2 separate regions of the Homo sapiens genome follow, and region 2 is linked to region 1. Evidence: chromatin loops called from intact Hi-C (ENCODE). Cell type or tissue: PC-3. All regions are shown on one strand. Each heading gives the region's core, and the rest is flanking DNA. Links, peaks and the distances in the headings are about the cores only.

Region 1 (15,422 bases), core at 7,876-10,375:
GAAATCGATAGAATCTTAGCTGTCATTCATTTGATAGTTTGGCTCGGGGAGACCTAGAGAAGGGCCCCAGGTTCCAGGTCCACTCTGCCAGAAGCAGCAGATGGAACGGAACTTGTTAGCCACTGCCAACTCCCCCCGGGTCCCTGAGCCCAGGATATGCAGAGAAGGGTGAAGGCGCGGCACTCTTGCAGGGTCTGCCCAGTGCTTGGATTTGCTCCTCATTCTCTCAGGAGGACCAGGGGCTTCTGGAAATCAGTGGTCCCTGGTGGCTTGGAAGCTCCCTGAAACATGGAAGGAAGATGGATCTCAATGGGGAAGGTTTTGACCCTCCATATGTCACGTCTGTGGATCTGAGCAGAGGAATCGATAGACTTAGCACAATAGCAGAAGAGAGGGAAGGCAGAAGACCTGAAGGAAGAGCAGCAGAGGAGGGGCAGGCATAAAGAATGGTAAACATAGAATGGCAACCATAGTCACCTCAGGGATCAGCTCATGGCCTCCTGGTCAAGCTTCCTCTCCCTGTGATTCTTGGCTGTCTTCCATCTGCAGCTAAGTAGCCAGACCAGAATAGTCAATAATTCTAGTGATCTGGCAACTATAATTTTCTAGTCTTGATGAGTATCGGTATTGTCACTGTATTAAACTTCCCCTATTCGTCATCTCCATCTGATCATCATTATTATTCTAAGAATCCCATGTGGAAGTAGGAACTGGGGTGACAAGAATCTGGGTGCTGGCTGCCCCTTGAATGCATCCCATGGCCCCATAGCCATGACTGCGGTGCCAGTGAAGCAGCAGTTCCCAGGAAATACATGGATTGCCTTGCCTGGGGCTGAATGGGAGTGCTTCAATGGTGGGTCTGTAAGCAAAGATTGTGAACTTGTTCAGGACAAATGAGAAAAAGAGAGTACTTCTTCCTAGGAAAAATTTCATCAGCCTCTCCATGCCTTTGTTATAAACAGACAGAGGCCCCATTTAACTGGTCTAGAGAATTTTGGAACCAAACATGAGGTTGTGATGAAACCATGGAAAGAGTCCCAGTCTAGGAAAAGAGAGACTCAGGTGAAAGCCAAGGATTTGCTCCTCTCTCTGTCACTTTTGGCAAGCCCCTTTCCCATCTATAAAACTTCAAGGACCCTTCCAGCTCTAACATTTATGGATATTATGACATAATACCTGTGTGTGTGTGTGTGTGTGTGTGTGTGTGTGTGTGTGTGTGTGTGTGTGCATGTGTGGTGTGTTTGCATCCTCCTTTCTGGTGGCCTTTTTATTCACACCATCTGATCCTCACCCATTTCTGAGCAAGTTGGGTCCATGCTACAGGATATTCCCACTTGTCCAGCATTGGAATAGCTGGAATGCTAAGGAAAAGAGTATAATACCAGATTATGAAAGTTCTGCAGTCCATTTTGTGGTTTTTTATTTGTTTTTTTTTTGAGATGGAGTCTTGCTGTGTTGCCCAGGCTGAAGTGCAGTGGTGCAATCTTGGCTCACTGCAACCTCTACCTCCTGAGTTCAAGCGTTTATCCTACCTCAGCCTCCCGAGTAGCTGGGATTACAGGCATGCATCACTACACCTGGCTAATTTTTGTATTTTTGGTAGAGCCTGGCCTTCACCATGTTGGCTAGGCTGGTCTTGAACTCCTGGCCTCAAGTGATCCACATGTCTCAGCCTCCCAAAGTGCTGGGCTTATAGGCGTAAACCACCATGCCCAGACTGTGCTTGTCGTTTTCATGTAACTGTTTGAACCAGTATTTCCTAATATAGAATATCCTTGAGTAATCCTCCTTTTCGTAAGCCTCTGAAATTTTCTTGATATTCTTGTAGCATGACAAAATATACTGTCATCCTAAGACTCTTGTCCACCAAGGGATAGAGTGCATTCTCTATCCACTGGGAAATGGAGGTGATAAGAACACTTCCTGCTGACAAAGTCTGATGCTTCTACCAACTCAGCCCAGTAACTCTGAAAGTGGACTCACCAAAGACAGAAGTGGCTCACAGCCCCACCTGGAGGCCCAGACAAGAGGTGGCTCTGCCCTGGGTCTGCTCTTTAGAGGGCTCTACTCTGGCATGCCTGTGGCTATGCCTCTCCCCACTGGGTGAGAAGTTCATTGCGCCTACGGAATGTGACCATTCAGAGCCTATGTCACTTTCTGTTTACAGCACTCCCCGTGGATCAGGGCCCCTGCCCAGTGACCTCCAGCTCACTCCCAAGGCCCAGTCTGGCCATTTCCCTTGGCCTATCACCGCAGAGGGGACCTGTGCTTCTGGTATGTCCACCACTTGGCTCCCAAGATGTATATCTCTAGGTGCCCTGGGGTGACGACTGGGGCAGTGGGCATACCTTAGATATGTGGACCATATTATCCACCCATGTGCTTGAGAGAGGATTGTCACAGAATGGGGCAAAGCTAGGGATGAGAAGTCAAGTTAGGGAGGGGAGACAGTATGGTGAGGACAGGGGAAACCAGTTTTCTGGAGAGTCTGAAAATGATCAATTATAACCTGATCTTCAGGGTTATTATGAAAGTATACTTGTCAAGTGAGGAGCATAGAAATTCTGATTTAACATTTTTTAAAGTTAGTTTACAACTGTTAAGAATGAAAACACCTAGCTGATGAGCTTCCATTTGTACCCTTGCCTTGAGCCCTGCAAATGTGGGAGAGGGCCTGGAAAGTGGTACTGTTCCCACAGCTTGAATAAATACAATCAAGGAGGACGGAAAGATGTTGAGAAGTTGCAAAGATGCACAGTTTAGGGGGAAATCCCTCCTAAAACTCAAAGCAATGCAAACAGAAGGACTCCAAAGGCACTGAGGATTCACAGAGCCCAGCACAACCCGCCCTGGCCTCAGCACACAAGCTTGTGCCATCTGGACCCATGTGGACCCAGCCCACCTTCCAGCCTCATTTCCCACTACCTCACCCACACAAACCATCTTTGGCCACAATAGACTACTCTTTGCTCCCTGAACTTACTGCCAGTTTTACACCTCAATGCTTTTGCCCAGGTCATTTGCTCAGCCTAGAACTCCCTTTCCCCTAATAAAATCATGTAAAGCTCAGCTTAAATGCAACCAGCTCTTAAAAGCCTATGACCTTGGACTCCCCACACAACCACACCTAGGGAAACTCACTGGTCTTTCATTCATGTCCATTGTTATTTTATACCTATGTCTATTATGGCATATCACACAGAAACCAGATCTTACTTGTTTTTGAATCCACATTAACATGTAGTAGTGGTCAGTAAATACTTGCTCAATGACTTCTGCTCAGTAAAGAAAAGCCACTGATTCTTCTCAAACAGTCTACCTAAGGTTGCTTCCCTCTCACCCGGAAGAGAAAGTCGTCTTGTGCTTATTCTCCTCATCACTCTTCTCCTTTTTCTTCCTCTTCGCCATTGTTATGACCATGCACTGTGGTTTAATATGGTTTTCTTGTTTATTTATATACATCAATTCATGGCAGCTTCATATATGTGATATTGTAAGTCTCATTTTCTCCTGAAGAAATAGTTTCTGAGAGTGACGAAGCAGCAGAACTTTCACTTGAAGCCCACTTGTTAGTTCTAGAATCAGCACTCCTTCTACTCCACTAGATCCCTGAGGTTCAGACCTGAGCACTCAGGTGGGTCTCACGACAGAGCAGCTGATGCAGGGCCTGGTGGAGGATCCACACAGAGATTTAATCAGCAGTGGATTGGGGCCAAGAAGGAAGAGTCAGGAAGGAAATCCCCAATGTGTGAAAAACAAAACCACAACAATCAACAATGAAAATCCAGGGACAGGGAAGTGAGTTCCACCTAAATAAACCCCAATCATTGGACATGCTGGCTTAAGTGAACTAGGACTTTCCAGAAAACGGGAGGTCACATGGGAGTGACTCAAGGTTTCAACCTCTGAGGGCAATGATTGCTGGAAACTATCTCACAAGGAACACTTCTGAAGGGATTTGGAAAGAATGCTTGCTAAAGGAAGGAAGCAGTCCAGAAATGGACAAATGAATCCATAAGGAAGGGCTGAGAAAGGGACAGGTGGGAAAAGCGGTCTCGGTGAAGATGAAGGAGGAAGTCAGAAAGTAGTTCAAAAAAACCAATTCTAGCAGACGGAGGATGAGCCAGGCACTCCTGCCCACCTCTGTGGCCTTGTGGTTTCCTGTGGCATGATGCCAACTTAATTCTACACAAGCCAGGTGAGTCAGTGCTGGCAAGAAGTCACTGAGAATGGGCCAGACCATGGACTTGTCTTCCCCAACTCCACCAAAAGCCCTGGAAAGTGAGACACTCTCTCTCATTTCCCGCTGAGAAAGGAGAAGCCCCTCTGCTTGCTGCTTTTCCCCTCTCAAAGCTCTTCCTAGGTTTCCTCTTTGCCCCTTCAGGAAGCAAAGGTCTCACACTCAAGTCCCTTACTGCTTAGCCGTGCAGTGGGGCAGCTATGATTCACTTTTACATTGTGTTGGAAGCATGGCGCTGCATCAGCATTTGTAGAACCAGATAAGGAATACCTACATTAATACCAACTTGTGTCTGTGAAGGCCAGTTTTCCAGAGCTAAAGAATAAGGCGTGAGAGTCAGATATCAACTGCAAAAATCAGTCATTTGTCTGACCTAAATTAAAGACTCATCTTCACGTGCACAGAACCCGCCTTCTCCCTCAATTAGGGCCTGGAGATCCATCCCTTTCCTGTCAGCACCCACTGAAAAGAGAGGAAACAGCAAGGAAAGGGTGGGAAGACACTGCTTCTGTACAAAGCTTAACAGAACTCAGGTGTGCCATTCAAAATTCCACCAGGAGCTTCCTCAAGGCCCAACTATGACAGGCCTTGAAATGTCCAGCAGAACCACAAGCTGACAATTAGTCACCATCAAGAGCCGGTAGATCAGCTTGAGAAAAGACACGGCAGCAGCCAGCAGGCACAGTGGGTGGCACCGTCTAAGATGTGGATGTCTGTGGCAGCCCCAGCATGTCCCCCTAATTATGGTGTGCTCTTTGACTCAGGAGACATCACCTACAATTAGTTCTGGGACACGTTCTGGGGAGAGGGGCCTGCAGCAGGCTTTTTCTCTTCTGCAGCACCTGTGGTACACAGATAGACACTGGGTGATACCTAGGAAGGTCTCGAGCCAGCAGCTCCAACCGAGCCCTGTGCCTCCCTGGTTTCCTATGGGGGCCCGAAGCTTGTTTTTGCTGGCACAACCTATGCCCGAGTAACCGACAGGAATTGGGAAAGAAGGCTCTGCTGTTTTGACTCCAAAACTTGCCTCTCAGAGCTCTTCCATTACACTTGTAAGAACTAATTTTTGTCACAAAGGAACTATTTTCAGGAGACTGAAAAATATCCTTCAATACCAGACCAGAAGGAAGAGCTTTCAAAGAAAAAGATCCTAGGGATGAGATTTAGAGAAGGAGATATTAGAGATTAGTAGTGGTCTGTGCATTTTCAGTAACATACAGAATGGAAGGGATAGAGAGACAGAGGAGAAGAAGAAGAAGCAAGAATTCAAATGTTTGTAGATCTCAGGTTCACAACTCACTAGCTCTGCATCCATTGGCAAGATCTTTATACTCTCTGACCCTATGTCCCCATTATTTAATGGAGACAGTAATAGTTTCCTTACCTGGTGGTTGTAAGAAGACAATGTTTGTTAATGCCAGGATTAGAGCAAGTATCAAGAAGTGTTTCTGAAAGCAGAAGTTGGAGCTTGGCAGTATTTTATACGTATTTTATGCCACTCTCCCAAAGACTTCCTGGCCGTGTGCACCTACCAATAAAGTAATGATGTTCTCTCAGCACCTTCTAGGGAAAAGGTTCTGAATCCCACATTGAGACACAGCAATGACCACCAGCAGGCAGAGAGAGAGAGAGAGAGCACGAACTCCTCCTGTGAGGCCTGTCTTGGGCCAAACTGTGGAAGTAAGTACTCCTTCCTATCACTTGTGGACTAAGTGGTCTCAGAGATTGGACTAAGTGGTCTCAGATATCCAGGGATCTGGCTGGGTGCGGTGGCTCATGCCTGTGAATCCAGCACTTTGGGAGGCCGAGACGGGCGGATCACAAGGTCAGGAGATGGAGACCATCCTGGCTAACACAATAAAACCCAGTCTCTACTAAAAATACAAAAAAATTAGCTGGGCGTGGTGGCGGGTGCCTGTAGTCCCAGCTTCTCGGGAGGCTGAGGCAGGAGAATGGCATGAACCCAGGAAGCAGAGCTTGCAGTGAGCCGAGATTGCGCCACTGCACTCCAGCCTGGGCGACAGAGCAAGACTCCATCTCAAAAAAAAAAAAAAAAAAAAAAAAAGATATCCAGGGATTCAGGACCCTTACAGATCAGGAGATCAGGTCCTATCCAATAAAAATGCTTAGTGGCCCAAAGGCCAGCAGTATGGATTTGGGTTAGAGGATCAAAGTATAACTGTATTCTCATTCTCTCTCTTTACTAAGACATACATATCTAATATGCTTAATGTTTTGTTCCTGATTCTTTACTGTCTTACTGCATTTGGGCCCAGAGGCCCTGACTTCTCAAGCCTGGAGAGATTCAACCAAACTAAACCTGCCTGGAAGTGATACATATGACTTCTCATATTTTGTTGGCAGAACCAGTTGCAGATAACTTTAAGGAGGTATGTCCATCAGTCAGCTTAGATTGTGTTAAACTGTGGGAATGATCACCCAAGTCTCAAGCATTTATAGAAATAGTGATTTTTTTTTTCTCTCTCATACATCCTGTGGTCATCTAATACCCTGGGCTCCAGGCTGAAGGAGCAGCCTCTATGTGAGACAATGTCACTCTCATTATAGATAGAAAAGAAAGTCTGTGGGCTGATGTAATAGCTCTAATGCTTCTGCTCAGGAGTGGCATTCTTCACTTCTACTTGTGGACCAAAATGAGTTTCATGGTCAATATCTGATACCAGAGAAGCATAATCCTCCTATGTGGAGGGGCACCACCTCTCATGTGGCCAAGACTGATGGCAAAGGTAGGGAAGTAGAATAATCTTATCACACAGAGGCAGCAGATACTGGGGGCAAAACTTAATCTAACACAGCAAGAAAGTATAATCCTATCTATAACTCAAAGTGGAGGGGCATGGGATATTTGTGAATATTAGTGACATCTACCATTACTAGCACTGTAAATGTAAACACAGAGGGCTATCGAATAGAACTTCGTCAGAGTAAACCATACACCCTGCCTGGAGGGGATTTGGGACAGTTACACAGAAAAACAGACAATTGATCCAGGCCTGAGGTTGGAGAACTTATCATTATGTACCTCATATTCATTCAACAAATAATTATGAGCATCTACTAGAGGCCAGGAAGTGCACCCACTGATATACAATGGTAAACAAAACAGGCCTTGTGGAGATCAAATATCTCTAGAGAAAGCTAGCATTAAATAAATATATATTTATTGTAATCAACACACAAATAAATATATATTTATTAATACAAACTGGCCTACAGGTTACAGTAGGAAAGACTGGCCTCTCAGAACTCTTTCAGAGACAGAATAAGGCCACTTTGAGGAAGTATTGTTGGAATTGAGAGTTGACTCAGAGTTAGCCAGGCAAAAAGTGGTGGAAAGAATGTTCCAGGCAGAGCGAACAGGTTGTACAGACTCGCTGAGATGACAAGAGTTTGGTATACCTGAGGGACCAATGAGAGGAGGGAAATTACTGTAGCGAGTGAGTAGAAAAGCAATTCAAGGGGAAGTTGGTGAGGAAAGCTAAAGCATGCCTGAGATCATGTTAAGAGTTTTAGATTGTGTTTTACATGACATAAGACGTTGATAGTATTCAGTGGCTGGGGGAGTTTGTGTGTGAGCATGAGACATTGTCCTATATCCATTTGTTTAATTACCTGGCTACCACATGGAGAGTGGATTGAAGAGAGGCAGGAGTTATTCAGGCAACAGTCAGGCAAAAGATGATGTGACTTGGGTTGGACCTGCGGAGATGGACATGGACATGTGCATAATAATTTTAAGACATGTTTTAGGGGCAGAACTGATAGCAATTTGTGATGAATTAGAATATGTTGGGAGGAGCAATGAGTCAGAAAAAGGTAGCAAGAAAGATGGAGTTGGTTCTTCCTAAGTCCAATTCACCCAGAAGAGAAAGAATGATGAAGGGGTGGGAATAAGGGAATCAAATTTTTTCTTGGGACATGTTCATTGTGAGATTTCTGTGAGCCCTCTGAGATAGAAATGTAGAGTAAGTTGTTGAAAGTGAGAGTCTGGGGCCTGGAATAAAGGTCCAGGCTACAAATGTTTGTTTAAGGATCACAGTATATAGTAAAATCCAAAGTCATGGGAATGGGCGGAATGCAAATTTAAAGCAAGAAGAGAAGAGGATTGTGGACTGCTTGCTCCCTAAATAACTCAAATATTAGAGTTCAGTTGGGGTAGTGGGGAGAAAGGGCTGCTGGCAAAAGAGTCTGAGAAGACCAGAAAGCTGGGAGAAAACTTGGGGGTCTGGTGTTAAGGAAGCCAAGAGATGAAGCATGTTTCCGGAAAGAAGTGTTTAACAGCCTAGACTACCGCAGAAAAGTCCAGTGCGATGAGGACACTGGCTTTGGCAGCACAAAGTGCCCTTCGCAAAATCCATTTCTATGAAATGGAAGAGGCAGAAACCAAAACTGAATACAGTGAGGATTAAATGAGAGGTGAGGATGAGACTGCAGACAACTCTTGCAAGAAGTGCAGTTAAGGGAGACAGAGCATGGGGGCAATAGCTGGGGATGATTAGGATAAAGATGGTAATGTACAAATGTCTGAATAATTATTGGATAAATCCAATAGAGAGTAAAGATGGAAATGTTAACGATGGAACAAAACCGGCTGATATGGCAAAAAGGGGGAGGGATCAGAGCACAAATGGGGAGTCTGACTTTGCAGAGGAAATGAAATCTCTTCCCAGAAACAGTAATGAAGGAGAAAAATTGGGTGGTGATGCCACCAGGTGTTTGAATTTGGTAGTGGAGAGAAACAGGTAGAGTTTCTGTATTGTACACTGTGGGATTTGGGGTGAGGGTGGGGTGGTGTTTGTGTGTTTTGTTTTTAATTAATATGAGACAAGGTCGTTAGCTGAGAGGAATACAGGGTAAGATGAATACAGCTGGAAAACTGGAGAATGTACAAATATTCCTTGAGGAGAGTCAAAGAATGGACTTATCTCGGCTGTGTGGTGACTGGCAGTGCCAGTTTCCCATTTGAGGTTGGAAATCATGAGCCTAGAGTAGTACTTGTTATCACAGAAGTGAAAAGTCACATCAATCTACCCAATTGTGGGACTGTTGCACAGTTTCAACTGCATGGAGGCAGGCATGGAAAAGGCAGTGAATAGGTTTATGCAGAATTGAGTTGCAACAGGCACATGTAATAGGAGGAAAGAGGTGAGAGAGTTGAGGGTATCTGCAAGGGAGGGCCTATAGTAATGGTCCATTGACTTGTACCTGAATACAAGGTACTGTGGAGTGCTTCATGAGGCCAAGGAGAATGTAATCGGAGAATAGGATATTTGAGTTTGCTACTTAAGCATTGGTAAAATTATAAATGGCTACCTTTTAATAGAGTTATTTCCTTCTTTTAAATTTATATACCATTAAAGGCACAAATCTTAAGTATACAGTTCAATAATTTTTGGCAAATATGTACACTCGTTTTGCCCCCACAATTTGTGTCATTCCAGAGAGTTCTTTCATCCCTTTTCCAATCAATCCCCACTCCCTGCCCCCAACAGTAGCAGCTACTGTTCTTATTTCTATCACTATGCATTACTTCTGTCTGTTATAGAATTTCATATAAATGGAATCATGGAGTATTTATTCTTTTGTATTTGGCTTCTTTCACTCAGCATGTTTTTGAGATTCATTTATTTAGTAATTCATTTTTTTATTGCTGAATAGTATTGCATTGTAAGAATACACCACAACTTATTTATCCACTCTTCTGTTATGCTGGGTAACAGAATAGGTGTGTGTTTAACTTCGTAAGAAACTTCTAGGTAGTCTTTCAAGGTGGGCATAACATTTTATACTCTCACTGGCAACATATAAGAATTTTAGCTACTCCACATCCTGTCTAATATTTATTGTCATCAATCTCTCCTTTTAACCATTTGAGTAGTTGTCAAGCGGTGTCTTGTGGTTTTCATTACTTCCCTGATTTTGAACATGTTTTCATTGCTTATTAACAATTTCTACATCTTCTTTTGCACAGTGTCTGTTTTACATTGAGATTTTTGTCTTTGCATTATTGAACTGTAAAAATTCTGTATATATTCTGAATTCAAGTACCTGCTTGAGGTATACATTCATCTTAAGCATCTTTTCCCAGTCTGTTGCTTGCCTAGTCACTTGCTTAATGATGTTTCTTGATGAGAAATTTTCAATTTTGTTTTAGCACAACTTATCAATTATTTTATGGTTAATGGTTACTCTATTTAAGAAATTTTTTTCACTCTGATGGTAGTTTCTTTTGGTGTGCAGAAGCTCTTTAGTTTAATTAGATCCCATTTGTCAATTTTGGCTTCTGTTGCCATTGCTTTTGGTGTTTTAGACAGGAAGTCCTTGCCCATGCCTATGTCCTGAATGGTAATGCCTAGGTTTTCTCCTAGGGTTTTTATGGTTTTAGGTCTAACGTTTAAGTCTTTAATCCATCTTGAATTAATTTTTGTATAAGGTGTAAGGAAGGGATCCAGTTTCAGCTTTCTACATATGGCTAGCCAGTTTTCCCAGCACCATTTATTAAATAGGGAATCCTTTCCCCATTGCTTGTTTTTGTCAGGTTTGTCAAAGATCAGATAGTTGTAGATATGCGGCCTCATTTCTGAGGGCTCTGTTCTGTTGCATTGATCTATATCTCTGTTTTGGTACCAGTACCATGCTGTTTTGGTTACTGTAGCCTTGCAGTATAGTTTGAAGTCAGGTAGCGTGATGCCTCCAGCTTTGTTCTTTTGGCTTAGGATTGACTTGGCGATGCGGGCTCTTTTTTGGTTCCATATGAACTTTAAAGTAGTTTTTTCCAATTCTGTGAAGAAAGGCATTGGTAGCTTGATGGGGATGGCATTGAATCTATACATTACCTTGGGCAGTATGGCCATTTTCACGATATTGATTCTTCCTACCCATGAGCATGGAATGTTCTTCCATTTGTTTGTATCCTCTTTTATTTCCTTGAGCAGTGGTTTGTAGTTCTCCTTGAAGAGGTCCTTCACGTCCCTTGTAAGTTGGATTCCTAGGTATTTTATTCTCTTTGAAACAATTGTGAATGGGAGTTCACTCATGATTTGGCTCTCTGTTTGTCTGTTATTGGTGTATAAGAATGCTTGTGATTTTTGTACATTGATTTTGTATCCTGAGACTTTGCTGAAGTTGCTTATCAGCTTAAGGAGATTTTGGGCTGAGACAATGGGGTTTTCTAGATATACAATCATGTCATCTGCAAACAGGGACAATATGACTTCCTTTTTTCCTAATTGAATACCCTTTATTTCCTTCTCCGGCCAAATTGCCCTGGCCAGAACTTCCAACACTATGTTGAATAGGAGTGGTGAGAGAGGGCATCCCTGTCTTGTGCCAGTTTTCAAAGGGAATGCTTCCAGTTTTTGCCCATTCAGTATGATATTGGCTGTGGGTTTGTCATAGATAGCTCTTATTATTTTGAGATACGTCCCATCAATACCTAATTTATTGAGAGTTTTTAGCATGAAGGGTTGTTGAATTTTGTCAAAGGCCTTTTCTGCATCTATTGAGATAATCATGTGGTTTTTGTCTTTGGTTCTGTTTATATGCTGGATTACATTTATTGATTTGCATATATTGAACCAGCCTTGCATCCCAGGGACCATCAGAGTTAACAGGCAACCTACAAAATGGGAGAAAATTTTCGCAACCTACTCATCTGACAAAGGACTAATATCCAGAATCTACAATAAACTTAAACAAATTTACAAGAAAAAATCAAACAACCCCATCAAAAAGTGGGCAAAGGACATGAACAGATGCTTCTCAAAAGAAGACATTTATGCAGCCAAAAGACACATGAAAAAATGCTCACCATCACTGGCCATCAGAGAAATGCAAATCAAAACCACAATGAGATACCATCTCACGCCAGTTAGAATGGCAATCATTAAAAAGTCAGGAAACAACAGGTGCTGGAGAGGATGTGGAGAAATAGGAACACTTTTACACTGTTGGTGGGACTGTAAACTAGTTCAACCATTGTGGAAGTCAGTGCGGCGATTCCTCAGGGATCTAGAACTAGAAATACCATTTGACCCAGCCATCCCATTACTGGCTATATACCCAAAGGACTATAAATCATGCTGCTATAAAGACACATGCACACATATGTTTATTGCGGCACTATTCACAATAGCAAAGACTTGGAACCAACCCAAATGTCCAACAATGATAGACTGGATTAAGAAAATGTGGCACATATACACCATGGAATACTATGCAGCCATAAAAAAGGATGGGTTCATGTCCTTTGTAGGGACATGGATGAAATTGGAAATCATCATTCTCAGTAAACTATCACAAGGACAAAAAACCAAACACCGCATGATCTCACTCATAAGTGTGAATTGAACAATGAGAACACATGGACACAGGAAGGGAAACAACACACTCTGGGGTGTTGTGGGGTGGGGGGAGCGGGGAGGGATAGCATTAGGAGATATACCTAATGCTAAATGACGAGTTAATGGGTGCAGCATACCAGCATGGCACATGTATACATATATAACTAACCTGCACATTGTGCACATGTACCCTAAAACTTACAGTATAATAATAATAAAATAAAAAATAAATAAATAAAAAATAAAAATAAATAAAAAAATAAATAAATAAATTTTTTTCTACTCCAAGATCACAAAAATATTCTGTTTTCTTATAAGTCTTGAAGTTAGAAAACAAAGGTTCTCCAACCCTGTTCTTTTTCAAGATTGTTTTGGATATTCTAGGTCTTTTGAATTTTTATGTCAGTGTTAAAATCAGCTTCTAAATTTCAACTGGGATTTTGTTTGATATTATATTTCTATAGACCAATTTGGGGAGAACTAACATCTTAACAACAGTGAGCCTTCCGGCCGGGCGCAGTGGCTCACGCCTGTAATCCCAGCACTTTGGGAGGCCGAGGTGGGTGGATCACGAGGTCAGGAGATCGAGACCATCCTGGCTAACACGGTGAAACCCCATCTCTACTAAAAATACAAAAAATTAGCCGGGCGAGGTGGCGGGCGCCTGTAGTCCCAGCTAGTTGGGAGGCTGAGGCAGGAGAATGGCGAGAACCCTGAGGGGCGGAGCCTGCAGTGAGCCGAGATCACGCCACTGCACTCCAGCATGGGCAACAGCGAGACTCCGTCTCAAAAAAAAAAAAAACAAAAACAAAAACAAAAAAACAACAGTGAGCCTTCTAATTCATGGACATGGTATATCACTTCATTTACTTAGGTCTTTAATATCTCCACAATGCCATGGAATCTTCAATGTAAAGGACTTGAAGATCTTCAGTTAAATTTATTCCTAAGTACTTTATATTTTTGGTGTTATTATAAGTGGTATTGCTTTGTAAATTTTGTTTCCCAATGCTTCATTGCTAATATATAGAAATACAACTGATTTTTGCATACTGACCTCATACCCTATGACATTGATAAATTCACTTGCCCTAGTTGTTTTTATTAGTCTGAGAATAAAGAGTTTTAACTATTTATTTCCAATATTTATGCCTTCTATTTCTCTGTGATGTCCACCATATTACACTGATTAGAATTTTTGGAACAATGTTGAGAAGAAGTGGTGAGAGTAGACATCCTTGCCTTGTTCTTGCTCTTAGAGGGAGCAGAATTATTTTTTATACCTGCCTGATTCCTCCCCCTAAACAGTAAGATTCTCCAGAGTAGGAATCACAACTTATTCTCCACCATTTCTGAAATAAAAAAGAGTATGACATTTCAGAAGCATTTAGTAAATATTTATTGGTGTATTAAAGGAATTACATACACATGGCAGAAATGCACTAAGGTCTCTGTTTTGATTCCTGGCCATATTTGGTGCTGATCCCTTAAAATGAAGTAGGAGCTCATAACCGGGCAGCCACTGATAAAAGAATGTTTTTTTAAGTTAGTAGTTTCCAATTCTGAGTTTTATGCAAATGTAATGTTAGAACGTCTAGTCATGTGGAGAGGGGTGGGAAGTGGCCATTTTGACCAGGATGCTAAGTAAGACACATGCATAATCTGATTCTTAGGTTCCGAGCACACAAAGAACTGTCAAAAGCAACCACAGGCAGGGCGCGGTGGCTCACACCTGTATTCCTAGCACTTGGGGAGGCTGAGGCGGGTGGATCACTTGAGGTCTGAAGTTCGAAACCAGCCTGGCCAATATGGTGAAACCCCATCTCTACTAAAAATACAAAACAATTAGCTGGGTGCGGTGGCAGGTGCCTATAATCCCAGCTACTCGGGAGGCTGAGGCAGGGGAATCACTTGAACCCGGGAGGTGGAGGTTGCAGTGAGCCGAGATCGTGTCACTGCACACTGCACTCCAGCCTAGGCGACAGAGTAAGATTCCATCTTAAAAAAAAAAAAAAAAAAAAAAAAAAACAGAAAGCAACCATAGCATTCAGTTTCACCAACCACAAGTCCCAAATATGCAAAACTATGAAGCTGGCTAAAAAGAATAAAAAACTGGAAAATTAGGATTTGTGGGAAAATAGATTGACTCATTCAATACTCATCCACAAAATATCATTACTTATGAATCACGGTGTTATTAAAGCTCGACCATCTGGTTCAGCAGCAACTGTTGATTCAAAGATTTAGCAAAATGACAGGTGATGATAAGTGTGACCAACTACTGAGAGTTAATGCCAAGCATTGTGCTAAGAGCTTCAAATACCCTACATAGTATTATTCACCAGCACTTGGAGATAGGCATTGCATCCACTTTATAGATGAGTGGCCAGAGATTAAATGATCATCTCAAACCATGCAATTCCTGTATGCTAGAGACAAGGCCCAACAAGATCTCCATTCAAAGTGTGCAAACTTAACCACTAAGCTATACCTCCAAATTCCATGTCATGGTGAGGGGGTGTTGTGAACATCCTTCTCCATCAGCCCTAGGACCTGGACTGTCAGTCCCATGAGATCAGGGACCATATCTGTATGTCACCACTCTGACCCGAAGTCTGGAATAGTGTCTAGCACTAAATAGGCATTCTATCAAATTAAAAAGCTAAATGACACACATTATCAGTTAATCCTAACCACACCCTAATATTTGTCTGTTTCACCTCTCAATAATTTAACTTTTTAAAATTAAAATCCTCCATTCTGATGCTGAATGTGCTCATTTCTCATGGTAATTCTAGGTACCTTATCAATTTTTGCTT
Region 2 (15,422 bases), core at 7,027-9,526, 50 kb before region 1:
TAATAACAGCAATAATACTAATCATAATAGTGACAGTAGGAATTGCAGCAGTGATCATAGCTGCAGTGATAGTAGTAGCAACAGTAGTCATAGTAATAGCAATAATGAGTAACAGTAGTAATTTTAGTAGAAGCAGCTGGAGTAGTAGCAATCATAATATTAATTATAGTTGCAATAATAGTAACAATAGTAGTAGCAGCAATGGTAATAGCATAGCAGTGGCAATACTCCTAGTAGTAATACTAGTAGTAGTATCGGTAATAGTAGTAGTAGCAACTGTGGTTATAGTAGAAGTAGAAGTGGTAGCAGTAGTAGCAGCAGTAGCAGTAGTTATGGTAGTAGTAGCAGCAATAGTAATACTACTGGTAGTCATAGTAGCAGCAGCAGTAACAATGATACTATTAGTAGCAGCAACATTAGCAGCAGTTTCATTGTGCTGTTAGCTCTTACTTGGAAAGCTGCCTCTGAGTGGTCTTGAGGGCTGAGATGGTTCTGTTGGCCATTCCACCATAGCAAAGGGCCAGCTCCTGTACCTCTGTGGTTCCTGGCTTGAATAAAACTCTCATGCCACTGGTTACCTTGGCAATGTCATCTTCTCTCCGGGAGGCCTGCTTGAATGCTGAGAAATACTCCCCCTAAAAGAGATCAGGAAGGTGCCTGTTTTCCACCTTGCTCTGTAGGGGCTGCAAATGGCAGACCCAAACCACAGGGCTATGAGGTGAGGTGAGGGGATAACACCATCACACATCAGTGGGTGAACTGGCCCCGGGAATCAAAGATCAAATGTAACTGATTACCACCTGTTTAGGAGAGGTTCCAGATAACATTCCCAGAAGCTGAAAAAAAAAACAGGATTTCTCCCTGCTAGTCAGAAAAGCTGAGGGTCAGGGACAAAGTAGAACTGGGTGGTCTCCATTGAACAACAGCTGCAGGGGAAGAAGGGTGCTTTCACAAAGGCTCCTTAGAGACCCCTCATCCCCCTTACCTTCCCTACCCTGGTGCCCACTATCAGTGCCCACCCAGCCTCTCTGGGGACTGAGGCTGTTTGGCCTTTGGCATCCTCTGTTTGTGGCCTCCACAGTGCCCTCTCTAACCTGCCTCTCCCACCAGTCTGTTGGCATCGTTCAGAAATCTTGGTGAAAGAACCCGGGCACAGTGGCTCACGTCTGTAATCCCAGAGGCCTAGGTGGGAGGAGTACTTAAAACCAAATGTTCAAGACCAGCCTAGGCAACATAGTGAGGCCCTATCTCTACAAAAAAAAAAAAAAATTAGCCAGGTGTGGTGGTGCACACCTGTGGTCTCGGCTACTTGGGAGGGTGAAGTGAGAGGATCACTTGAGCCTGGGACATTGAGGCCACACTGAGCCGTGATCATGCCACCACACTCCAGCCTGGGCCAGCAGGCAGAGTGAGAATCTGTCTCAAAAAAAAAGAGAAGAAAGAGAAAGAAAGGAAGAAAGAAAGAAAGAAAGAAAGAAAGAAAGAAAGAAAGAAAGAAAGAAAGAAAGGAAGGAAGGAAGGAAGGAAGGAAGGAAGGAAGGAAGGAAGGAAGGAAGGAAGGAAGGAAGGAAGGAAGCAAGCAAGCAAGCAAAGCAAGAAAGCAAGCAAGAAAGAAAATATCACTATCACACTATGAAACAATCACTGCCCTTGTGCTTTAAACACATTTTCCTTCCTGGGTTCGAGCCAGGATCTTTCTTTAAGGATAGGAGGAGAGCATGAGCTATTTTCCAGGAAAGAGCCACCTGACTTCAGGCCCTTTCTGTGTCAGGTTCCTTTTGAGGTCTGTACTCACTCTGGCACCACAAATTCTGATGAACACCAAAATTAGCAGGTTTAGGGAGAGGAGATCTATTGGAAAAAGCACAATGAGGCCCACAGTTGAGGCCCCCAAATGGCCACCCACTTTTCCCTGAAGAAGCCATGGAGCCCGCTCCTGATGATAAAGCTAGCTCAGCTTGCATGTCATGTGTGGCTCTGGGGCACTGAGCCCAGAGTTTGACCTTTGTTCTGGAACAGAGGTCCCAGGTGCTCACTCCCAGGACTGTGCCCATCCACGGGGACATTCTCGCTGGGGTACAGTGAACTGTCAGTGTCAGGCTGACAATACCCTTTCTTGAGAGTTTCTAATTCTGGGTATTAAAATCTCCTTTCTTTCATGGAAGGATGTGTTTTGTTAATGACCATACCTGGCAAATAAAAACTGAATAGAGCTACACCTGTTTCCTCCCCACTTTCATCACTCATAATTAAAAAAAAAAAGTTTACTGAACTGTGAAATTCAAAACTCTGGGAATCACTGCTCAAAATGGTCTATACAGACAAGCTAGAAAACCATTAAGAAACCACCTCAGGGATATAAATGCTCTAATTTAATTAGCATTCTCATTAAGGAGGTCAAAATTACCAAGGGCAAAACATGCCTTAGAACACTCACTAAAGCTCCAGCTGTGGGAAACCTTCACACTCTCTCTGACAGTGGCTCCCCAAGCCTCTCCCAGATGCCTTTTCTGACAGGCCCTTTTGGATGTGTTCTGAGCTGGTAGCTGCTAAGGGAGGAAAGACCCACACCAGGTCAAGACATCACAGGGCCCAGGGAACAAAGAGGAAGGCAGCCAGTGGTGCCCAGACCTGCCCCAACAGGCCAGAAGAGCCACTCATGAAGCAGGAATCCATCCGCACCAATCCACAGCGAGGTCAGTGAAGCAACACCTCGTCAAGCCTAAGGTCAGCGTATGAGGGTCTGAGCCACAGGCAGCTTCTTCATGCAGCACATGAACCCCACATTCTTTACCACGGGAAAGCAAATTTCCTCTGACATGGGCAGGAATCCTCGACAGCTAGATGTGTTCTTGGAATTCTGTTCTTAGCTGCTGGTCATCTCCACTGGCTTCTAGGCATCACCAGGAACCTTATGAATTGTTTATTTTCAGTCCTCACAATAACCCGTATAGTAAGTGACATGGTGCCCATTTTACAGATAAGGGAATTGGGGCTCAGAAAGGTGAAATGGCTCACTCAGGACCAAGTTTCTAGCTATCTGGTTCCACAGTCCATGCCATGTGGACTCCTATCCTGCAACTTCTCATTGTCCAGAAAGGAGTATGGTTGGTTCAACAGAGGCAAAGTTCAGAGAGAAAAATCATCAATGTAAAGGTTGAGAGATGCTCAGGTTGGTCCCTGAAGCAGATTCTGATCTCTTTGTCTAGAGCCTGGCAATAGGACTTATTTGAGCAGAGCCTGGAACCACTTCCAACATCTCACCTCCCTGCTGTAGGGGATCTCTATGGAGAGCAGTATCTCCTCCGGGCTCAGCAGGGTCTTTCTGTAGCCAGGGAAGAAGGTGTGGTCCATCTGGACAGTTCTCCTGGTGCCTGTACAGAAGCAAGATGAAGAGGAGCCAAAGTGAGGGAAAGGCTGGGAACCCCCCATGGGGAGAAAGGATAACCATCAGTGGGATTCTTCATGCTGGTCTCCAATGCCCACAGTCAGAGCAAATGACTGGCACAATTGGGGCCAAATCCTCTCTCTGAAATCCTTAAGCATCCTTAAGCAATGGTGTGCTGGTGAATCTTTAACAACCAGTTCCGTGTAGGGGGAAAAGCCCTGGTTTATAGCATTTGCCAATTTCTGTGGTGTAAATACTTCCAGGCCACCAAAGTTGCATCACTGAATGTGAAGCTGGGAAGAAGGCAGGAAAGAGTTAGCACAGCAACCCGGACTGCTGTCCTCTGTAGGGGTTGCTTACAAGGCTGGCCCTTGGGAACTTGTACTTCAGAAGGGTTCCCAGTGCTCCATGATGGAGCAGCTCACTGCGCCTAAATTATCTGTACAATCAATAGTTTATGCTGAACCCCTGCTTTCCTTCTGGGAGTCCAGACTTTAGGCACATGCTAGTAGAGGCTGCCTATGTGATGAGCTCCCAAGAAAACCTCTGTCGCTGAGCCTCTAACAAGCTTTCCTGGTAGGCAAGGCATCACTTGTGTTGTCACAACTTATTGCTGGAGGAATTAAGCATGCACTGTGTGGCTCCACTGGGAGAAGTCTCTGGAAGATTGGACCTGGTTCCTCCAGACTTTGCTCCCATGTATCTTTTCCCTTTGCTGATTTTGCATCCTCCTGCTATAATAAGTCATAGCCAGGAATATGACGGCATGCTGAATCCTCTCAGTGAATATCAGAGCCGGGGTGGTCTTGGGGACCCTCTGACAAGGCAGAGATGCACTGGAGCACATAATTGTAGAGCATTTCCACCGTACAGACAGAACAGATGCAAATAACTCCAGGAGCACTGATAACAGCAAAATGAAGTACTTACGAAGTGATGAATTTTGAGTATTTATTCCTTTTGTTTTGAATATAATTTATTTCATTGTAATTTTATACAATTTTATTTTTATTTTTATTTTTTGAGACAGGGTCTCACTCTGTCACCCAGGCTGGAGTGCAGTGGTGAGATCTCGGCTCACTGCAACCTCCGCTTCCCAGGTTCAAGTGATTCTCTTGACTCAGCCTCTCAAGGAACTGGGACTAAAGGCACACACCACCACACCCAGCTAATTTTAGTGTTTTTAGTAGACATGGGGTTTCACCATGTTGGCCAGGCTGGTCTTGAACTCCTGACCTCAAGTAATCCTCCTGCCTCAGCCTCTCAAAGTGCTGGGATTACAGGCATAAGCCACCGCACTACCGCACTTGGCCTGATTTTTATTAATAACTGTGTTTCACAAATGGTTCACAGAATTCCTGAAGATCCAACAGCAGGCTGTGGTGAGCCAGTGCATCCCAGCCCCAGTACCCCACTAGGTAAGGCATGCAGGTAGCAGTTCCTGCTGTGAATTCTCTACAGAGAAAATATCCAGCTTTCCCGTCCACCAAACCAGGTACATTCTCCATGCTTCCCTGGATCCAAATCACAGGGAAAGCTGGGTCACTGAACTTTGAGCTCTGTTTCTCCAGAAAATGACCTATCTGGTGAGACTTTTCTCCCCCAAGTCCTTCTTCCTGGACCTCTGCTTCAGGCAGCTCACCTCTGGACACAAGTGTCAGCTTGGCCCCACTGGCCATGAACACGGGGTTGAGGTCGGAGATGGGGCTGGCAGTGATGATGTTCCCTCCAACGGACTAAAACAAGCAGAGAGCATGCAGTGAGAGCCCACCCCAGGAAACCCCTGCTCACGTAGCAGGCTCCTGAACATACCAGCCAGGTGACACCTGCTGCAGGCAAACCCCTGAGGTCCTGTGCCTACTGTAGTCACAATACCAGCATAGTGAGAACTTCGGCATTCTGAAAAATGCGCAAAATTTGAAATCAGAATACTTGAGATTGGATCCCCACTCTAAAATTTTAGCAGGCAAGCCCCTTTAAGTGTGTGTGTTTGATTGATGATTTCACCCAACCTTTTCCCGAAAGGATTGAGGTGATTTATCACAGAGGCCATATAGACTTAGTAAAATAGAAGATAAAGATCAAGGAAAGAGAGGAGGAAGACTTAAGGTTGAACAATTTGCTCTATTTGGATCTGAACTTCCTGGTAACTTGGCAAAAAAAATGTAAGAAGAATCAGATACAGGGTTCTCGTTATTAGAAAACAGGAAGAAAATCAGTTGCACGATGAAAATACAATTCTTCCTGGAAATAGATTTTAGCAGAACTAGGGAACTCAGCAGAGTTTTTGAGTTTATGTTTCCTTATCTACAGTTTATGTTTCCTTATCTATAATCAGAAGTGACAGGTACTTGGGGTGGGGGCTGGGAGGAATAGGAGTAGGCTGTTTTGTTTTAATTTAAAAAAACAATTTAAAAATGGAAGAGATAGCTTTTCTTCCGACACCATAAACTGTTGTGAAGAGCTTCCATTGGCATAGGGTGTTCGAATGCCACCATTTGCAAACTGGGAATGTGGGGACTTGTCTGAAGGCTGACTGAATAATCAACAGGTGTATTCCTCCCTCTGTGGGAGGGCTCTGTCTCTGGTTCTCCCTATAGCTCTGAAAGGAAATTCCCCTCTCAATTCTGACTTCTCCCTAGCATATCCATATCTCTTGTTCACCTACTGTTTGGCTCAGCCAAGCTCAGGAAGGGGGAGGGAGGCAGGAAGCCTCATCTCTGCAACCACAGAATGAAGCCTATGAGTCGTGGAGTGCATTTCCCAGGGTGCCCCACAGACCACCTTCATCAGAAGCACCTGAAGAGCTGGGCTACATCCCAGACCCATGTATCAGAATCTCTGAGGGTGGGGCCCAGGAATCTGCACTTTAACAAGCACTGCTCCTCCCAGGCAACTCTAAGCGCTAAAGTTTGAGGCCCACTGCACTGACACAGTGAGAGTCTGGCTGCCCTGCTTTCAGATGAAAGCTCCATCCTACGGGCCTCGCTTGCTTCTGAGAGCGACTCACCGCCACAGACTTGACTTGCTTCCCAGCAAACCAGCGCAGCTGCTCCAGGACCCCTCTGAACACCTCTGTCTTTTGGGCAGGAAGCTTAGCAACAGCATCCACCAGGGTTTTTTCCACAATGCTCAGGGGGCAAGCAGCTCCAAAGGAGATACCTGGGAACGCACGTTCGGAATCACAGCAATTCTTCCCACAGTTCAGAAGAGGCTTTCATGCACAGCTCCTCTGAAGCTTTCCAGCAACTGGAGCAAGGCTGAATCAGGACTCACAGCTTTCCATGGATGAGGAAATGAGGGCCCAGAGTGGTTGAGTGACCTAACCAATGCCACACAGCTAATAAAAGAGCCAGTACTCAAGCTTGGGCCTCTTGATCCTACAACCAATGCTCTTTCCTCTAAACCAGTAGTTCTCAACTCATTAAAATCAGAATCTCTGAAGGTGAAGTCCTAGCATTCTTTTTAAAAGCACTCAGGCACAATCCCCACCTCCCCACCCCCGCATGAGTGATTCTAATGTGTAGCCAGAATTGAGAAAAATGATTGAAGATCCCGCAGCCTCTTGCCCACTGGCACCCTACCATGGATGTTTCAGCAATGAATGGGGTCTCCTCCCGCCTTTCCCTGTGCAAGGTGAGCCCCAGGAGAAGCAGGGGGCAGCCAGAGCCAGTGGGGAGACCACCCTGATACCTGCCACCCACCTTGTAACCTATCCCCAGCCTCACAGCCCCTCCATAAGCTTGGAGTGAACCTCCTCTTACCGTCGGGTCCATGTTCTACCGAATTCAGCTCAGGGATCCAGGCTGGGCAGACAATCATAGGAAACAGCATATTCTTGAACTTCATCTCAATGCCTAGAGAGAAACAAGAAGCTGAAGTTGTAGGCCCATTGTTGTATCACCAGGGCAGGCCTTAGCAGCTTTTCTCACCATTACACACAGGATATATGACATATCCACAATCATAATATGCTCTCTGGTGACTGTAGGTGTCTGGGAATAGGAAACTCAGTAGACCAGGGGTGGGATTAGATGCAGTCTTTGGACTGTCAGCCCAAAACTAGGTCTTTCTTTCCCTCTCAAAAAACCTACCTGAATTCAAATGAAATGAGTTTGAATTCACTCTAGTGTGTGTGTGTGTGTGTGTGTGTGTGTGTGTGTGTTTGTGTACATTAGAAAACACAGGAAATTAAGGTATGTCAGGAACCCTTCTAAGCACTTTCCCTATTTTAACTTAATTAATGCTCACAACAACCCTATGAGGTACTATGATTTTTCTGTTTATAGATGAAGAAGCTGAGGCACAGAAAAGTTAAGTTTCTTGCCCAAATCACACAGCTAAGAATAACCAAATTTCAGTACTGGAATGATTATTCGTGTTGGGGTATAATCGTAATAAAAACATGAAAGTTTAACATTAAAACAAAAAAGGAAAATGGGAGGGAAAACTTCAAATCTGTCCTCCAGTTCCCACTATCTGCCTGAGTTCTTCAAGTTGTCTGGCTTTGCGGGGCCACACATCTGTGTGTGGTTTCTGGCCTTCCTGACTAAATGAGTCAGAAGCCTCTGTTAAACAAGTGTGCCTCTGTTCCTTAGACCCAGTTGGCTCAGCACCTCTCCCAGCCCTGCCAACAGTGTATAGATGGAAAAGGTTAAAAAAGAAATACCTGTGACCTCTTTGCCCCCCCTTCCCCCCAGGTGCTGTTTAGGATTTCTGAAGGGGGCCCTAGGCTTTGTGGATCCCCAGATTCCAGAATCTTCAAAGCTCCCTTCAGAAATCCTAGAAGCACCTGAATACCAGCCCCTTTTGAATATCAGCTTCCAGGACAAAGAACACAGATTGAAGCAGCAAGTTCTACGTTACTAAGGTTTTCTCTTTGTCTGCCTTCCCCCAACACTCTGCGTTGACTGGAGGTGACTATGCTATTGGGGTATGTATAAGAGAGAAGGGAGTGGCGCAGAAGGAAATGGTCTTGAGAAATCATTTCTAATTGTGGAACTTAGGTAATCTTTGTTATTCATTTCTCTTGGAATCCAACTGGGCCCAGGACATTGGATGGCTCATGGCAGGGAGCATGCAAGTGTGAAATGATCCCCTTGAGGCTGGGGTGGGGGACCACATGAGCCCATGAGTTTGAGGTGAGCTATGGTGACATTGCACCACTGTATTTCAGCCTGGGCAACAGAGTGAGACCCTGTCTTTGAGGAAAAAAAAAGAAGGACCTCCTAAGATTCCCCCAGCCACCTTAAATCAAGCTACACCTGAGCTACATGAGCCATGAGTCCTGTTGAGCCATGGCCATCAAGATCACATTTCTTGAGGTGTGTCTCAGCCCACCCTGCTGCCTCAGTGTGTCACAAAACCACAGTTGGGGACTCTATCTTATGTATATGTGCGCACGAGGGAGGCGTCCATTCTGACTCCATCAGCACTGACCCAAGCCAGGCTCTCCTCTCTGTGGCTGAGGAGCCAACCAGAACTCAGGGCTTGGCAGCTCCTTCAGGAACCAGAGCCAGGACCTGACTGCTTAGAAGGAGAGCATGCCCCTCCACAGCAGAGGTCCTCAGCTGTCCCACGGTCTCCTCCTTAGATCCTCACTAGGCTTGGGATCCAGCAAAGTAGAAATAGGCCATGCCAGGTTTAGAAATCGACAGAGATTAGCAGGGACCTGGGAACCTCTCCCCATCTCTTACAGCACTGGGGCTGAGAGGTGCATATTCTGAGTCTCCCAGCCTGTTCAACTATTCCAGGCCTCACGTCCTAGGTGGTAGCACTGACAGGGCAGGTGGCCATGGTCATAGGCAACACAAACACAGTCACACCTGGAGCTCTCCTCTTCTTTACCTTATCACATCCTCCCCCAGAAAAAGTGGGGTGGTGGGGTCAAAAGCGACATTTATGGAACCTCTAGTGTCCATCAGCCACTGGCCTAGACACTTTGCTTAAATTAGTTCCTCCTCCCTTAGACTAGAAGGCCCTTGAAGGCAAGGAACCATGTCCAATTGAGCTTTGTATCCCAAGCCCCTTCCAGAGTACCTGGCTCATGCTCGGTGCTCTGTAAATGTTTGTGGAGAGAAGTCAACTACATGCAAGGATCTCATTTCACACCCAAAACAATCCTTCAAGGAGTTGTTAGTATCCCCATATAAAAAACAGAAAATGAGGGTAGATGAGGACAAGCAACTTTTCTGAGGTCACACATCCAGCAAGGGGCTGAGCCAGGCCTGTGGGACTCCACAGCTAGGGGCCTTTGCAGGAACTGGAGTGTCCAGGGATTTCCAGTGGGCTCCAGGTAGTCAGTGGGGCAGAGGGATAGGGTGCAGAGGCAAGTAAAGTCAGGGGGAGGTGAGGATGGGCAAGAGGACCTAGAAACACCCCCAGACCCCCTGGCAGCCCCAGGGCAGCCTCCCTGGCCCTTACCAATCTCCGTGTTCCCCACGACCAGCTTGGCGTCAGGGTGCTGAGCCTTGAGGTCCAGCAGCTCCTTGAGGGTTGAGGCCTGTATCCACGTCACACGCTCCCCTTCAAATCGCAGCTGCTTCCGAGGAGTGTCTTTCAGCCTCTGGGAAATGCAGTTTTCTTACTACACTGTCTCCCTCTTCCTACTGTCATTCCTCTTATAAATTGCTTTAAGTCCTCAATGGGATGTTTTACTGACATTCAGAATGAAAATATCTAACAGGAAGAAGCAAGGGGAAGTAATATGTTCAGAGGCAGGAACTCCATTGGGACTAGTCTTTACAAGACTTCCATGAAGGAGGCATTATGAGCCTCATTTTCACCAGTGAAAGAAGATCCTGAGGGTCAAGGAGGTTATGGGACCTGCTGAAGGTCACCTGCCATGAGGGGTCCCCAACAGACCTGGCTGAAAGCCAGATTCCTTGCAGTGCCCCATAATATCTCCAGGGGGCACCATGGACAAGGCATGAGAAGGGAGGGAGGGAGGGAGAGAGGGAGGGAGGGAGGGAGAGAGGGAGGGAGGGAGGGAGGGAAGAAAGGAAGGAAGGAAGGAAGGAAGGAAGGAAGGAAGGAAGGAAGGAAGGAAGGAAGGAGTTTGTTATAAGGGGATGCCTAGGAAGGCTGGCTTTAGTGCTTGCAGGAAGACACTGGGCTGAGAACGAAGCCCTCAAATCGAACTGCCAGTATTTTCAAAGTTTCACAGTCCAGAGAAAGATCTGCTGGTGGCCTGCTGCAAAGCCATTCTCTCTGGCCTGTTGAAGCTACAAGGTAGTTTTCATAGCTCAAAACTCTGAGAAGTGTGCACTTCAAAAACTCCGAGTGGCTTGATTCTTTCGTTGCCATAAATATTAGAGTGATGGTGATAAAGTGGGTGTGAGGGGGTTTCCTTAAGACAGAGCTGTGAGCTGCAGATCATGTCCTTTGAAGAGAGCTCTCGTTTTTTGTTTTGTTTTGTTTTGTTTTAAATAAATGGATTGCTTATAGAGGGAATACGTTTCTTGGAGTGCTTATGTATTAGATATAGGCAGGAGATCAACAAATGGTTATAGTGAACCTGCTACACTACACAGTGTGCCTAGAGAGCCAGTCCCTATCCTCATGGGGCTTGTCATTTAGCAAGGAACACAGACATCAAATTAATAACTGTAACTGTGACACACATGAACTGAAGTGCAGGGGCTGTGGGTACACATAGCAGAGACTCAACCTAGGGGAGTGTCAGAAAATGGAAGGGAAATTTAAGCTGAAACATAAAGGACAAGAAAGACACAAAGTTCCCAGTGGGTATGAAAATAAAGCAGGTTTCCAGGGACTCACAGTACAGACCCGGCTGGATCTGTCCCTGAGGCATCACCTACCAGCAACTCTGGGGGAAAAATGGGCTCCTGGGTTGGATCCAGGGGCGTGAACTCCTCTGGTTTGAATAAAGATGGCGAGAGGCTGACCTATGGGGAAAGAGAACAGGTAGGTGATGCAGTATCTCCTCCTTTCAAACACCCAAGAGGACCAATTCAGCCTTTCCTTCCAGCAAGCTCATTCCCAGCCCCCTGCAGGCTGCAAGAGGAGCAGGTAATCCCTGGGAGGCAGGAATGAGAGAGTCTCAGTTACAGGACCCGGGGCTAACGTGCACCATCACCATCCCCACAGTCTGCCATCACCGACTCACCGTAGGTTCCTCTTCCAGCCCCCACCGCCAGGGACATGGAGCTCGTGCACTGACTCCTCTAAGTCTCAGATTACCCCCAGGCTTCCAGGGGGAGAAGAACTCACTTACTGAGTGGTCTTTCTTCTGGTTCATGCAGCAATTTGGATTATTCCCATCTCCTCCACAGCATCCACCATCCTAGAGAGATGATGAACATCTGCACAAGGGTATTTACAAAGAGTATTTGCAGAAGCTAAGGAATCTAGATTACTAATATCCAGAACACTCCAGCTCTGACGCCTGTCCCAGCATCAACAGCAGGGGCATCCTGCCTGCCTGTTGCCCAGAGTGGAGGCCTCCGCTACATTCCCTCTTGCTTGGCTAACGTAGATTAAACAACTCATGGATAAACAAATAGGAGCAACAAGGCCACTGAATTTCAGGAACTTTTCTCCATAAAAGCTAGGTCCTACTTTATCAAAACCTATCCCTTATGCCCATTTCTCTTCTTCAGTGCTGCTTCCTCAGGAAGCGTCTATGAGGGATATTCCCATTGGCTCTCTCAAGACTCAAGAGGCTTGACTTCCAGATCAGCAAGGTTCTAGGGGCGTGGCTGGTGTCTCCCAGGCTGGGCTCTCTGCAGGACCCTGCCAAAGGATGTCCAAGACGGGTGCTGAGCCCAGCACTGTGTCCAGCCAGTGTGCCCAATGGCCTCCCTACTGCTTATTAGGCACTTCTTCCCAGAAAGGTAAACACCCTTCACTCCTCACTGTGGGCCTGTTCTGGAGAAGTATGCAGGTCAGACCACCCAGCATCTCTGGGAAAAGACTTGCTCAGGACCTCTTAGGATACCAGTGGCAGAGCACACACAGAGTCTAGAATCACTACCACCCAGCACCGAGGCACTGCAGGGTGGCAGAGGGGCGCACTCAGCTGACTGATCTGCAGCTCAGGGCTTCAGAAGACAGAGTCCTGGAGTTGTGCTGAGATGAAAAAGTAGGGGAAACTCATAGGTTCTGCCTCAGGCACTTTTATCGGGTAGTCAATTCCTGAAAAAGCAGGCTGGGAGCAGTCCTTCTGCAAGTCAGCCACAGGAGACACCATGCCATGCTGGCATTTTCCAGAGTCTGTTTCACAACTCGTTGTCTTCTGCAAGAAAGCACTCATGGGATGCTGGAGGTGTGACCTTGGAGAAGTTGTAAGCAGGCAGGCAGTGGCATCAGGAGAGAAACACCCCACCCACCCCACCACCTGGACACGCTGCTCCGTGTGCAGACTCTTCCTGCATTCACAGCTCCAGCACTGGACACCAGACCTGCTCCGTCCATTCTGAGCCTCCCCCCAGCCAGCCACCTTGCACTTCCCCTCTATATTTAGAAAGAAAGAAAGGAAGAAAGAGAGGTTTCTTAGTGCCTTTTCTCACCTTTCTTCTTGGAGAAGGAGTGATGTAGGGAAATGCCCTGGCCTACCTGAAGTGAAAGTCCTGCATCCCACTCACCTGGCCCTCTGAGGAAGGACATATTTCACAGAAGCGCCTTTTCCAGACAAAGTGCCAGTGCATTATTACTTAGATCTATTTTCTTGATAATTCATTGGTGTGTTAATGACATAAATTACTGTGATGTACAGTAATGCATCACTGCCCTCAAGGTCTATTGAGGTTGGATAAGACTACATTTTCTCATCCCCACCCTCCTGAGATTCCTACTTTACTAAATAGGCTAAGGCTTCTGCACTGGTGCCTTTAAAAAAAAAAGTTTTTTTTTTAGAGTGGTTTAAGGTTCACAGAAAAAACTGAGTGGAAGATGTAGAGAATTCCCAAATACCCCTATCCCAACATACACGCACAACCTTTCTCACTTCAGTATCCTCAAAAGTGGCATATTTGTTACAACTGATGGACCCACATTGACACATCATTATCACCCAAAGTCCATTAATTTACATGAAGGTTCACTCTTGGTGTTGTACATTCCATTGGTTTTGACAAATGCATGATTACAGGTGTTGACCCTTATGATATCTTACAGAAAGAGTTATACTGCCCTAAAAAACCTCTGTACCCTGACTATTCATCCCTCTGTTTCCCCTAATCACTGGCAACCACTAGTCTTTTTACTGCCTCCATGGTTTTGTCTTTTCTAGAATTTCATAGAATAGATATCATACAATATGTAGCTTCTAAAGATTGATTTCTTTCACTTAGTAGTAGCAATTAAGGTTTGTCTATGTCTTTTCATAGCTTGATAGCTCCTTTCATTTTGGCACTGAATTAACATTCCATTATTTGGATGTTCTACAGTTTATTCACCTACTGAAGGACATCTTGGTTGCATCTAAGTTTTGGCAATTATGAGTAAGGTTGTTGTAAGCATGCCTGTGCAGGTTTTCATGTGGCAATAAGTTTTAAATTCCTTTGAGTCAGTTCCAAGGTGTGTGATCACTGAGGTGCATGATAAGACATGTTCAGTTTTGTAAGAAACTGCCAAATTGTCTTCCACAGTGGTTGTGCAGTTTGCATTCTCACCAGCAATGAATGAGAGTTCCTGTTGCCCCACATCCTCACCAGAATCTGATGTTGTCAGTGTTTTGGATTTGACCATTCTAATAGACCTGTGGTGGTATTTCACTGTTCTTTCAATTTGCAATTCCCTAATGGCATATGATGTCGAACTTATATGCTTACTGGCCATCCATATACCTTCTTTGGTGAGGTAGCTGTGCAGGTCTTTTACCCATTTTTTAATTTAGTTGTTCATTGTCTTATTGCTGAGTTTTATAAGTTCTTTGTATATTTGGATAAGTACTTTACAAGATGTGTCTTTTGCAAATATTTTTCTCCCAGTGTACCGCTTGTCTCCTCATTCATCGTTATTAAATTTTAATGAAGTCCAGCTTATAATTATTTCTTTTATGGATCATGCCTTTGGTGTTGCATCTAAAAAGTCATCATCATTCCAAGGTCATCTAGGTTTTCTCCTATGTCATCTTCTAGGAGTTTTATTGCTTTACACTTAGGTTTATGATTCATTTTGAGTTAATTTTGAGAAGTGTATAAGGTCTGTGTTTAGATTCATTTTTTTTTGTATGTGAATGTCCAACTGTTGCAGCACCATTTATTAAAAAGACAATCTTTGCTCCATCGTATCGCCTTTTCTTCTTTGTGAAACATCAGTTGACTGTATTTATGTTGGTCTATTTCTGGGCTCTCTATTCTGTTCCATTGATCTCTTTGTCCATTCTTTTGTCCATTCTTTTTGTAGTATGGACAGTGTCCATACTACACTGTCTTGATAACTGCAGCTTTGTAGTAAATCTTGAAATTGGGTAGTGTCAGTCCTCTGACTTTGTTCTCTATTCTCCTTCAATATTGAGTTGGCTATTCTGGATCTTGTTCTTCTCCATATAAACCTTAGGATCAATTTGTTGATAGCCACAAAATAATTTACTGGGATTTTGATTGGGATTGCATTGAGTCTACAGTTGGGAACAACTGACATCTTGACATATTCAGTCTCCTTATTCATGAAAAAGAAATATCTCTCCATTTGTTTAGTTCTTTGATTTTGTTCATCAGAGTTTTGTAGTTTTTCTCACATAAATCTTGTACACACTTTTTAGATTCATACCTAAGTATTACATTTGTTGGAGAGTATTAATGTAAAACGTAAATGATAATGTGTTTTGAATTTCAAGTTCCACTTATACATTGCTGTTACATATGAAAGTGATTAACTTTTGTATTGCCTCTGATTCTATCTTCTGGAAGAGATTGTGGAGAATTGACATAATTTCTTTTTTAAATGTTTGATAGGATTTACCAGTGAATCTATCTGGGCCTGGTGCTTTCTGTGTTAAAGGTTATTAATTAATGATTCAATTTCTTCAATAGTTATAGGCCTATTCAGATTATCTACTTTTTGTATG

Evidence for each region. Peaks named below come from ENCODE experiments on the same cell type or tissue, not always from the same donor. Only the 100,000 strongest peaks of a DNase experiment are listed, where the experiment ranks them.
Region 2: a loop joins it to region 1, with 7 times the contacts of the local background. A loop is called at or near these places in 5 of 110 quality-filtered maps.

What each region holds. Positions count from the first base shown.
Region 1 is chr2:31,426,145-31,441,566 of GRCh38, forward strand. No RefSeq gene overlaps it. Among named protein-coding and RNA genes, the nearest start is that of XDH, 19 kb to the left of the region's middle. RefSeq lists an enhancer at 3,492-4,691. In PC-3, for the core only: a CTCF peak has its summit at 8,967; no DNase peak of the experiment used is centred there.
Region 2 is chr2:31,376,603-31,392,024 of GRCh38, forward strand. XDH (xanthine dehydrogenase) reads right to left here. Exons shown (of 36, transcript NM_000379.4): 7 at 11,625-11,693; 8 at 11,209-11,295; 9 at 9,812-9,953; 10 at 7,153-7,245; 11 at 6,399-6,550; 12 at 5,031-5,124; 13 at 3,265-3,374; 14 at 451-635. Among named protein-coding and RNA genes, the nearest start is that of XDH, 30 kb to the right of the region's middle. RefSeq lists an enhancer at 6,425-6,966. In PC-3, for the core only: no CTCF peak of the experiment used is centred there; DNase peaks (open chromatin) are centred at 7,349, 7,959 and 8,349; H3K4me3 peaks cover 860 bases; H3K27ac peaks cover 2,368 bases.